Regions from separate parts of the Homo sapiens genome. Here region 1 is linked to region 2. The links are chromatin loops, found by intact Hi-C in ENCODE. Cell type or tissue: chondrocyte. All regions are shown on one strand. Links, peaks and the distances in the headings refer to the core of each region. The heading gives the core; the rest is flanking DNA. Region 1 holds the start of LINC02750 (long intergenic non-protein coding RNA 2750). Region 2 has its middle 77 kb from the start of LINC02750.

What was found. Hi-C counts contacts between places; a loop is a spot of excess contacts. Peaks named below come from ENCODE experiments on the same cell type or tissue, not always from the same donor. Only the 100,000 strongest peaks of a DNase experiment are listed, where the experiment ranks them.
Region 1: a loop joins it to region 2, with 6 times the contacts of the local background. A loop is called at or near these places in 1 of 110 quality-filtered maps.

The regions. Positions count from the first base shown.
Region 1 is chr11:50,295,585-50,300,966 of GRCh38, reverse strand. It overlaps LINC02750 (long intergenic non-protein coding RNA 2750), which reads right to left and starts at 2,404. Exons shown (of 10, transcript NR_183624.1): 1 at 2,050-2,404. It also overlaps the pseudogene SEPTIN7P11. In chondrocyte, for the core only: no CTCF peak of the experiment used is centred there; DNase peaks (open chromatin) are centred at 2,466 and 2,756.
Region 2 is chr11:50,372,823-50,378,204 of GRCh38, reverse strand. No RefSeq gene overlaps it. Among named protein-coding and RNA genes, the nearest start is that of LINC02750, 77 kb to the right of the region's middle. In chondrocyte, for the core only: no CTCF peak of the experiment used is centred there; no DNase peak of the experiment used is centred there.

The sequences.
Region 1 (5,382 bases), core at 220-5,219, 77 kb after region 2:
AATCACTTGAACCTGGGAGACGGAGGTTGCAGTGAGCCGAGATCATGCCACTGCAATGCAGCCTGGGTGACAACAGTGAGACTCCATCGCAAAAACAAAAACAAAAACAGATTCCATCTCAAAAAAATAAATAAATAAAAATAAATAAAACAAAAAACAAATGTGGTATGGCAATGAAAATACTGTGTTAAAGTTTCATAGAAAATAAAAGACCACTCAGATACAATAAGCTGTCTTTTTAGATGAGTATATTTGTTATTCTTATTTTATAGCTAAGAAACCGGTTAGAAGAATGCTATTTGATTGGACCATGTTGCATTTCTGGACAGTGCAGCTGAGATCATACTTCATGTGTAACTCCACTAGCCTACCAGGGTGCCTCTCATAAAGGTAAGAAATGTAAATTTGGCCTAATATACAGTTTCCAGGGCAGCACTGGGTCAATTCTACATGCAGTACTTCTATGTTCATCAAGGGAAACCTTAAGGAAAGGTGAAAATGCTTCTAGAAGGCAACTGGACACCAGTGCCCTTGTTTGTTGCCTTTGGGCTCTTCCTCTAAGGCCAATAGTGACCTGAAATTACTAACTATTCCAATCAAGTGGACAAAATGGTACCAAGGTCGTCAACATCAGACAAATTCACTTGAGGACCTATGTGCTTTGAAAGACAAAACTGCTTTTGTAAAGGATACTGTATTTCAGAAAAACATAATCATATTACAACTAATAACACTGTAAAATGCTGATGTGTTGAATGCTACTTTAGAAAAACATGTTCAAATCTAGGAAAAAAATTTCTCATAGAAAACTACATATCGGCTGGGCGAGGTGGCTCATGCCTGTAATCCCAGCACTTTGGGAGGCTGAGGCGGGCATATCACGAGGTCAGGAGCTCAAGATCAGCCTGACCAACATGGTGAAACCCCATCTCTACTAAAGATACAAAAAGTTAGCCAGACGTGGTGGTGTGTGCCTATAATTCCCAGCTACTCAGGAGGCTGAGGCAGGAGAATCGCTTGAACCCAGGAGGCAGAGGTTGCAGTGAGCCAAGATCACACCACTGCACCCCGGCCTACGTGACAGAACAAGACTCTGTCTCAAAAAAAGAAAGAAAGAAAGAAAGAAAACTACGTGTCAATTATCTAGCTAGCTAGCTAACTATCTAGAGACAGGCTTTCATTCTATTGCTCAGGATGGAGAGCAGTGGGATGATCATAGCTCACTGCAGCCTTGAGCTCCTGGCCTCAAGTGATCCTCCTGCCTCAGCCTCTTAAGTAGCTAGGGCCACAGGTGGACACATTTACACCTCGGTTTTTTGTTTGTTTTATAGAGATAGGGTTTCACTACATTGCCCAGGTTGGTGTCAAACTGGAGTCTCACTGTGTCGCCCAGGCTGGGGTGCAGTGGTGCGATCTCGGCTCACTGCAACCTCTGCCTCCTGGGTTCAAGCGATTCTCCTGTATCAGCCTCCCGAGGAGCTGGGACTTCAGGCATGCACCACCACATACGGCTAATTTTTGTATTTTTTGTAGAGACTGGGTTTCACCATGGCCAGGCTAGTCTCGAACTCCTGACCTCAGGTGATCCACCCGCCTCGGCCTCCCAAAGTGCTGGGATTACAGGTGTCAGCCAGCAAGCCTGGATGAGCACTTTATGTTATTAAATAGCCTAATCCAAGCAGGGCGCGGTCCCTCACGCCTGTAATCCCGACAACTCTGATGGCCAAGGTGAGAAGATCGCTTAAACCCAGTTGTTCGAAACCGGCCTGGGCAACATAGCGAGACCCCCATCTCTACAAAAGGTACAAAAATTTGGCCAGGTGCGCACCGCGCCTGGCTAATTTTTGTACCTTTTGTAGAGACCGGGTTTCATCATGTTGCCCAGGCTGGTCTCAAACTCCTGAGCCCAAGCCATCCATCCTCCCGCCTCGGCCTCCCAAAACGCTGGGATTACAGGGCCCAGCCAGCCTCATGTTTTTTTTAAGCAGTCCCTCCCCTTGCACACTTGGATAGTTTTTTTTTATTATTATTATTTTAGACAGGGTTTACCTCAGTCTGGCAGGCTGCAATGCTGTGGTGGGATCATAGCTCACTGGAGCCTTCAACCTTGGGGTTCAAGTAGCTGGGGGTTGAGGTAGGACTACAGAGATCCGGTCGCGCCATATTGCTAGGTTGCTCTTGGCCTGAAGGGATCCTCCAGCCTCGGCTGCGCCCGGACATAGTTTTCCAGTTTTGACCGATATAAACACTGTGCTTGGTCTGAGTTTTCAACTACCCTTCTCCAGCTAGCAACACACAGGACCTGGCGGGGAGGTCGTGGTTACCAGGCTCCACTCTGATGATAAGACTGCCCAGCTACAAGCACCGTGCAGCCCCAGTAACGTCGCCGAACGCCCTCGCCTGTGACGTCGCCGAAGGCCCACCTCTATGGCGTCGCCGAGGAACGTCTCTCACGCGGAGCCAATCGGAACTCGCGGAGGGGCTGCTGGGGCTTCCAGGAGGGCGCATGTGCGGATGACTGGCCGCAGGCGGCCGGGCGGGCTGTAACCCGCCGCTGAACTAGCGCTTCTGTGTCCAGAGGCTTCGGCCTGGCCGCCGTCGCCTGTAAGCTACGAGGAGGAGATTTACGACTTGGCCGGGCGCAGCAAAGGCCAGACTCTGCGCGAACAGGCGCTGCGCACCAACCGGCAGGCACCTGGCGGGCACCATCGCACGGTGGCGCAGAAGCCCCTCAATGGCCAGCGCCAGCTGCAGCCGCGGCCGCGCAGTCGTCCCACCTGAGCTTGGGTACGTGCGCCCCACAACACCTCCCCCAGCCAGGGCCCGGGGACCCCCGGGAGCGTCCCCCCGCTACCTGGCGCCACTCATCCTGGGCGGGGTCGGTCCCCTCTCAGGCTGCCTCTCATTAGGGAGCTGCACCCCCGAGCTTGACCTCTGAAGGCCCTTTGCGATAGCATTAAGCCTTTGAAACTTTGTAGCGGGTTAGAAGGGGCTAGGAAACGAAGAAAACATCTTTTTAAAAATATAAGCAATCGGCCGGGAGCGGTGGCCCACGCCTGTAATCCCAGCGCTTTGGTAGGCCGAGGCGGGTGGATCACGAGGTCAGGAGTTCAAGACCAGCCTGGCCAGCATGGTGAAACCCCGTCTCTACTAAAAACACAAAAATTAGCCGGGCGTGGTGGCGGGCGCCTGTAATCCCAGCTACTCGGGAGGCTGAGGCAGAGAATTGTTTGAACCCGGGAGGCGGAGGTTGCAGTGGGCCGAGATCGCGCCACTGCACTCCAGCCTGTTGGACAGACTGAGATAACGTCTAAACAAACAAATATATGTATGTATTTATATATATGGAATCCAGCCCGGGAGGTTGAGATTACAGTGAGCAGAGATTATATAAGCGATCAAGCACGGGAGGTTGAGGTTACAGTGAGCCGAAATTGTGCCATTGCACTCCAGTCTGTGTGACAGAGGGAGACTCTGTCTCTAAAAAATTATATGTGAGAGCTTTTCTTCCAGCGCTCATGCTCAGATTGAAGAAAGTAATTGGGCCAGGACTGGTGACTCACGCCTGTAATCCCAGCACTTTGAGGGGCCGAGGCCGGCGGATCGCTTGAGCTCAGGAGTTCCAGACTAGCTTGGGCAACATGGTGAAACCCTGTCTCTACAAAAATACAAACAATTAGCTGGGCATGGTGGCAAGCGCTTGTAGTCCCTGCTGCTTGCGGGACTGAGGCGGGAGGATCTCTTGAGCCTCAATCCTCGCTGCAGCCTCCACCTCCTGGGCTCAGGCAATCCATTTCAGCCTCCCAAAGTGCTGGGATTACAGGAACGAGCCATCGTGCCTGGCCTTATGCTATATTTTAATGCTTTTTTTGAAAATGGAAACTTTTACAGGCAATTCACTTCTTCATACTAATGATAAGGAAATGATGCTGTTCTGTCCTGTTATGTGTTTTGTTTGTGTGTATGTGTGTGTGTGTTTTTCTTGAGACAGGGCCTTGCTCTATTGCCCTGGCTGGAGTGAGGTGGCGCAATCATGGCTCAAGGAATCCTTCCCCGTCAGCCTCCCCAGTAGCTAGGACTGACTACAGGTGCATGCTACCACCCTTGGCTAATTCTTTTTTTGAAATGGAGTATCACTCTGTCTCCTAGGCTGGAGTGCAGTGGTGCAATCTTGGCTCACTGCAGGCTGGTCTCAAACTCCTAACTTCAGATGGTCCACCCACCTCGGCATCCCAAAGTGCTGGGATTACAAGTGTGACCCACTGTGCCTGGTGATTTTGCTCATTTAGATACTAGAACTTCTTAATTTAATTTTGTTTTGTTTTGTTTTCCTGAGATGGAGTCTTGCTTTGTCACCAGGCTGGAGTGCAGTGGCGTGATCTTGGCTCACTGCAACCTCTGCCTCCTGAGTTCAAGCGATTCTCCTGCCTCAGCCTCCCGAGTAGCTGGGACTACAGGTGCGCACCACCACACCCAGGAGTTCAAGGCTGCAGTGAGCCATGATCGTGCCACTGCACTCCAGCCTGGGCAACAGAGAGAGACCCTGACTCCACAAGTAAATAAGTCAACATCATATGATCTGTACCAGGGTACAGGCAGGTGCTATTATCCCCACTTTTCATACTCGACTCTGAGTTGAGTCATACATCAACCTCTAGTAAAAAATGGCATGCTCTCAGTCAAAGGGGCAAGCCCAAACCACGTGGAAAGGATCTTATCTCTCTTGAGAGCTAATATAAAAAGAATTCCTCCTAGATAGAAGCATTGTGACATCAGTTACTTAGGCTAAACATGCCTATTATGCTAAGTGAATTATTAACAGTAAATACTTTGTGCCATGTTAATTATCATAATATGATTTATAATTTGTTTTAACCTTAGGTTATATGTACCTTGAAGCCATTTATATTTTGGTATACTTGTAATGGTTACTATACACTAGACTATGTGTATTGGACTAGACATGGAGAGTCAAAAAAGAGTATGTGATCAGAGTAGAAATCATGCTCTGGCTTCCTTCTTGTCTACCTCCTACCTCAAGTAGAAGCAGTAGAAAAAGTAATTACCTAAGATTTTTTGGATTCTGGTTTGTGGAGAAGCACCCTTATATTTAGGCTGATGGGTGGCTAAATTAGAAAGTATTTTTTGTGATTTAGAATTTTATACGGAGATGTTCATTGTGATTAATTATTCTTTGTATTAGCAGATTTTTGCTTTTTATAGCTGCATGATTTCTTGTTTATTATTCATTGATTATTATCTATTAATAAAGAAAAACTTTATTTCACTAAAACAGTGATATATAATCCAAGTTGGGTTTTTTAATAATGACTGACATTTTTCTTTGGGAATACATTACTGTTAACAATGTAGATTATTAGA
Region 2 (5,382 bases), core at 300-5,299:
ACTCTGAGATGAATGAACACATCACAAAGCAGTTTCTCAGATACCTTCATTCAAGTTTTTATTTGAAGATATTTGCTTTTTCACCATACGCCTCAATGCACTCCCAAATGTCTTTTCACATATTATATAAAAATGTGTTTCCAAACTGCTGAATCAAAAGAAACGTTTAACTGTGTGAGGAGAATCCACATATCACAAAGCAGTTTCTCAGATAGGTTCTTTCTAATTTTCATCTTGGAATAATTGCTTTTTCATTATAGGCCTCAATGTACTCCCAAATGTCCTTTCTAGCATTCTACAAAAACTGTGTTTCCAAACTTCTGAGTCAAAGGAAATATTTACCTCTGCGAGATAAATGCACACTACACAAAGCAGTTTCACAGATAGCTTCTTTCAAGCTTTTTTTCTGGAAATATTTACTTTTCCACCCTAGGCCTCAATGCAATCCAAAATATCCTTTCACAGATTCTACCAAAACAGTGTTTCCAAACTGTTGAATCAAAAGAAAGGTTTAACTCTGTGAGATGAATGCATACATCACAGAGCAGCCTCTCAGATACCATTTTTCAAGCTTTTATCTGAAGATATTTGCTTTTTCATCAAGGCCTCAATGAGCTCCATAATGTACTTTCACAGATTCTACAAAAGCAGTGTTTCCAAAGTGCTGAATCAAAACAAAATTTTACTTCCATGAGATGAATGCACACATCACAAAGCTGTTTCTAAGATAGCTTCTTTCTAGATTCGTCTGGAAATATTTGCTTTTACGTCATTGGTCACAATGAGCTCCCAAATGTCAATTCACAGATTCTACAAAAACACTGTTTCCAAACTGCTGAATCAAAAGAAAGGTTTAAATCTGTGAGATTAATGCACGCATCACACAACATTTTCTCCAATAGCTTCTTTCTGGTTTTCATCTGTGGATATTTGCTTTTTCACCATAGTCCTCAATGTGCTCCCAAATGTCCTTTCTAGGATTGTACAAAAACTGTGGTTCCACTGCTGAATCAAAAGTAAGGTTTAACTCTGTGAGATTAATCCACACATCTCAAGGCAGTTTCTCAGATATCTTATTTCTTGTTTTCATCTAGGGATATTCTCTTTTTCACCATAGGCTTCAATGTGTTCCCAAATGTCCTTTCTAGGATCGTACAAAAACAGTGTTTCCAAACTGCTGAGTCAAAAGAAAGTTTTACCTCTGTGATATGAATGCACACATCACAAAGCAGTTTCACAAATAACCTCTTTCTCATTTTTATATGGAAATATTCACTTTTTCACCATAGGCCTTAAGGCGCTCCTAAACGTCCTTTTGCAGATTCCACAAAATCAGTGTTTCCAAACTGCTGAATAAAAAGAGGTTTAACTCTGTGACATGAATCCACACATCATAAAGCAGTTTCTCAGCTTCTTTATTGTTTTTATCTGGAAATTTTTGCTTTTTTGCCCAAGGCCTCAAAGCACTCCCAAATGTTCTTTCATAGATTTTACAAAAACAGGGTTTCCAAACTGATGAATCAAAAGAAAGGTTTAACTCTTTGAGATGAATGCACACTTCACAAAGCAGTTTCTCAGATAGCTTCTTTCAAGTTTTTATCTGAAGATATTTGCTTTTTCACCATAGGCCTCAGTGCACTCCTAAACGTCCTTTCACAGATTCTACAAAAAGAGTGTTTCCAAACTGCTGAAACAAAAGAAAGGTTTAACTCTGTGAGATGAATCCACACATCACAAAGCAGTTTCTCAGATATCTTCTTTCTAGTATTTATCTGAAGATATTTGGTTTTTCACCATAGGCCTCAATGCACCCCCAAATGTAATTTGCAGATTTTACAAAAACAGAGTTGCCTAAACTGATGAATGAAAAGAAAGGTTTAACTTGGTGAGATGAATGTAGACATCACAAAGCACTTTTTCATATAGCTTCTTTCAAGTTTTTGCCTGAAGATATTCAGTTTTCTATGTTAGGCCTTAATGTGCTCCCTAATGTCCTTAACGCAGATTCTACAAAAGTAGCGTTCCCAGACTGCTGAATCAAAAGAAAGGTTTAACGTTGTGAGATGAAAGCTCACATCACAAAGGGCTTTCACAGACAGCTTCTTTCTAATTTTGATCTGGAAATATTCCCTTTTTCACCATTGGCCTCAATGAGTTAGCAAATGTCAATTCACACATTCTACAAAAACAGTGTTTCTAAACTGTCAAATCAAAAGAAAAGTGTACCTCTGTAAGATTAATACACACATCACAAAGCAGTTTCACATATAGCTTCTTTCTAGTTTTTATATGGAAATATTTGCTTTTTAACCATAGGCCTTAATGCACTCCCAAATATCCTTTCACAGATTCTACAAAAAGAGTGTTTTCAAACTACTGTATCAAAAGAAAGGTTTAACTCTGTAAGATTAATCAACCCATAACAAAGCAGTCTCTCAGATAGGTTCTTTCAAGTTATTATTAAAGATTTCCTTTTTCACATGAGGACTCAACCCTTAAAAATGTCCTTATGCAGATTTTACAAAAATGGTGCTGTCAAAGTGATGAATCAAAACAAAAATTTAATTTTATGAGATGAATGTGCACATCACAATGCAGTTTCTCAAAGAGCTTCTTTCTAGTTTACATATGGAAATATTCACTTTTTCAGTATATGCCTCAATGTGCTCCTAAGTGTCCTTTCTATGATTGTACAAGAAGTTTTTCCAAACTGCTGAATAAAAAGAAAGTTTTAATTCTGTTTGATCAATGCACAAATCAGAGAGCACTTCCACAGATAACTTCTTTCTAGTTTTTATCTGGGGATATTCACTTTTTCACCATAGGCCTCAATGCGCTCCCAAACATCCTTTTACGAACTGATTTGATTTTGATTCCAAACTGCTGAATCAAAGGAAAGGTTTAACTCTTTGAGATGAGTGCATATATCACCAAGCAGTTTCTCAGATATCTTCTTTCCACTCTTTATCAGAAGATATTTGCTTTTTCACCATAGACCTCAATGAGCTACAAAATTTTTCTTTTGCAGATTCTACAAAAACAGTGTTTCCAAACTGCTGAATCAAAAGAAAAGTTTAACTCTGTGAGATGCATGCGCATATCATGAAGAAGTTTCTCAGATAGGTTCTTCCTAGTTTTTTTCTGAAGATATTTGCTTTTTCACCATAGGCCTCAATGTACTCCCTAATGTCCTTACACAGATTCTACAAAAACAGTGTTCCCAAACTGCTGAATCAAAAGAAAAGCTTATTTCTGTGAGATGAATGCATGCATCACAAAGCAGTTTCTCAGATAGCTTCTTTAAAGTTTTATCTGAAGATATTTTCTTTTTTACCATAGGCCTCAGTGTGCTCCCTAATGTCCTTAAGCTGATCCCACAAAAACCATGTTTCCAAAGCCCTGAATGCAAACCAAGGTTTAACTCTGTGAGATGAATGCTCATATCACAAAGCAGTTTCTCAGATATCTTCTTTCTTGTTTTTATAAGGAAATATTCACTTTTCACCACTGGCCTCAATGAGCTCCCAAATATCCCTTCACAGATTCTGCAAAAACAATGTTTCCAAACTGCTGAACTAAAAGAAAATTTTATCTCTATGAGATGAATACACGCATCACAGAGTAGTTTCACAAATAGCTTCTTTCTAGTTTTTATATGGAAATAATCCCTTTTTCACCATAGTCCTCAATGTGCTCCCAAATTTCCTTTCTAAGATTGTACAAAAACAGCGTTTCCAAATTGCTGAATCAAAAGAATGGTTTAACTCTGTGAGATGAATGTGCACATAACAAAGCACTTCCAAGGATAGCTTGTTTCTCTTTTTTGTCTGGGGATATTTTCTTTTTCACCGTAGGCCTCAATTGACTCCCAAATGTTCATTCACAGATTCTACAAAAACAGTGTTTCCAAACTGCTGAATCAAAAGAAAGGTTTAACTCTTTGAGATGAATCCACACATCACAAAGCAGTTTCTCAGATAGCTTCTTTCTAGGTTTTATCTGGAAATATTCACTTTATCACAATTGTCCTCAATGATCTCCCAAATATCCCTTCACAGATTCTGCAAAAACAGTTTACAAACTACTGGATCAAAAGAAAGGTTTAACTCTGTGAGTTGAATGCTCACATCACAAAGCAGTTTTTCAGATAGCTTCTTTCAAGTTTTTATATGAAGATATTTGCTTTTTCACCATAGGCCTCAATTTGCTCCCAAATTTCGTTTTGCAGATTCTACAAAACCATTGTTTCCAAACTGCTGAATGAAAAGAAACATTTAACTCTGTGAGATGAATCCACACATCACAAAGCAGTTTCTCAGATGGCTTCTTTCTAGTTTTCATCTGGGAATATTTGGTTTTTCACAATAGGCCTCAATGTGCTCCCAAATGTGCTTCTGCAGATATTACAAAAACAGTGTTTCCAAACTGCTGAATGAAAAAGAAAGGTTTAACTTTATAAGATGAATGCACACATCACAAAGGAGCTTCTCAGATGGATTGTTTCAAGTTTTTATCTTAGGATGTTTGCTTTTTCATGATAGGTCTCAACGCACTCCCAAATGTCTTTTTGAAGATTCTATAAATACAGTGTTTTCAAACTCCTGAATCAAAAGATAGGTTTAACTCTGTGACATGAATCTGAACATTATAAAGTAGTTTCACAGAGAGGTTCTTTGTAGTTTTTGTCCAAGTATATTCACTTCTTTACCATGGGCTTCAATGAGCTCCCAATGTCCCTTTGCAGATTGTATAAAAACGGTGTTTCCAAACTGCTGAATCAAAAGAAAGGTTGAACTCTGTGAGATGAGTGCATACATCACAAAGCAGTTTCTCAGATAGCTTATTTCAAGTTTTTATCTCAAGATATTTGCCTTTTCACCATAGGCCTCAATGTGCTCTGAAATGTCCTTTTGCAGATTTTACAAAAACAGGGTTTCCAAACTGCCTAATCAAAAGAAAGTTTTAACTCTTTGAGATGAATGTACACATCACAAAGCAGCTTCTCAGATAACTTCTTTCAAGTTTTTATCTGAACATATTTGCTTTTTCACCATAGGGCTCAATGCATTCCATAATGTCCTTACACAGATTCCACAAAAACTGGTTTTTTTTTCTTTTTTTTTTTTGAGATGGTGTCTCACTCTGTCACCCAGGATGGAGGGCAATGGAACAATCTCAGCTCACTGCAAAGTGTTTTCAAAGTGCTGAATCAAAATAAAGTTTTAACTCCCTGAGGTCAATGCACACATCACAAAGCAGTTTCTCAGATAGCTTCCTTTGAGTTGTTATCTGGAAATACACACGTTTTCACCTTTGGCCTCAATGAGCTCCCAAATGTGTCTTTGCAGATTCTGTAAAAACAGTGTTTCCAAACTGCTGAAT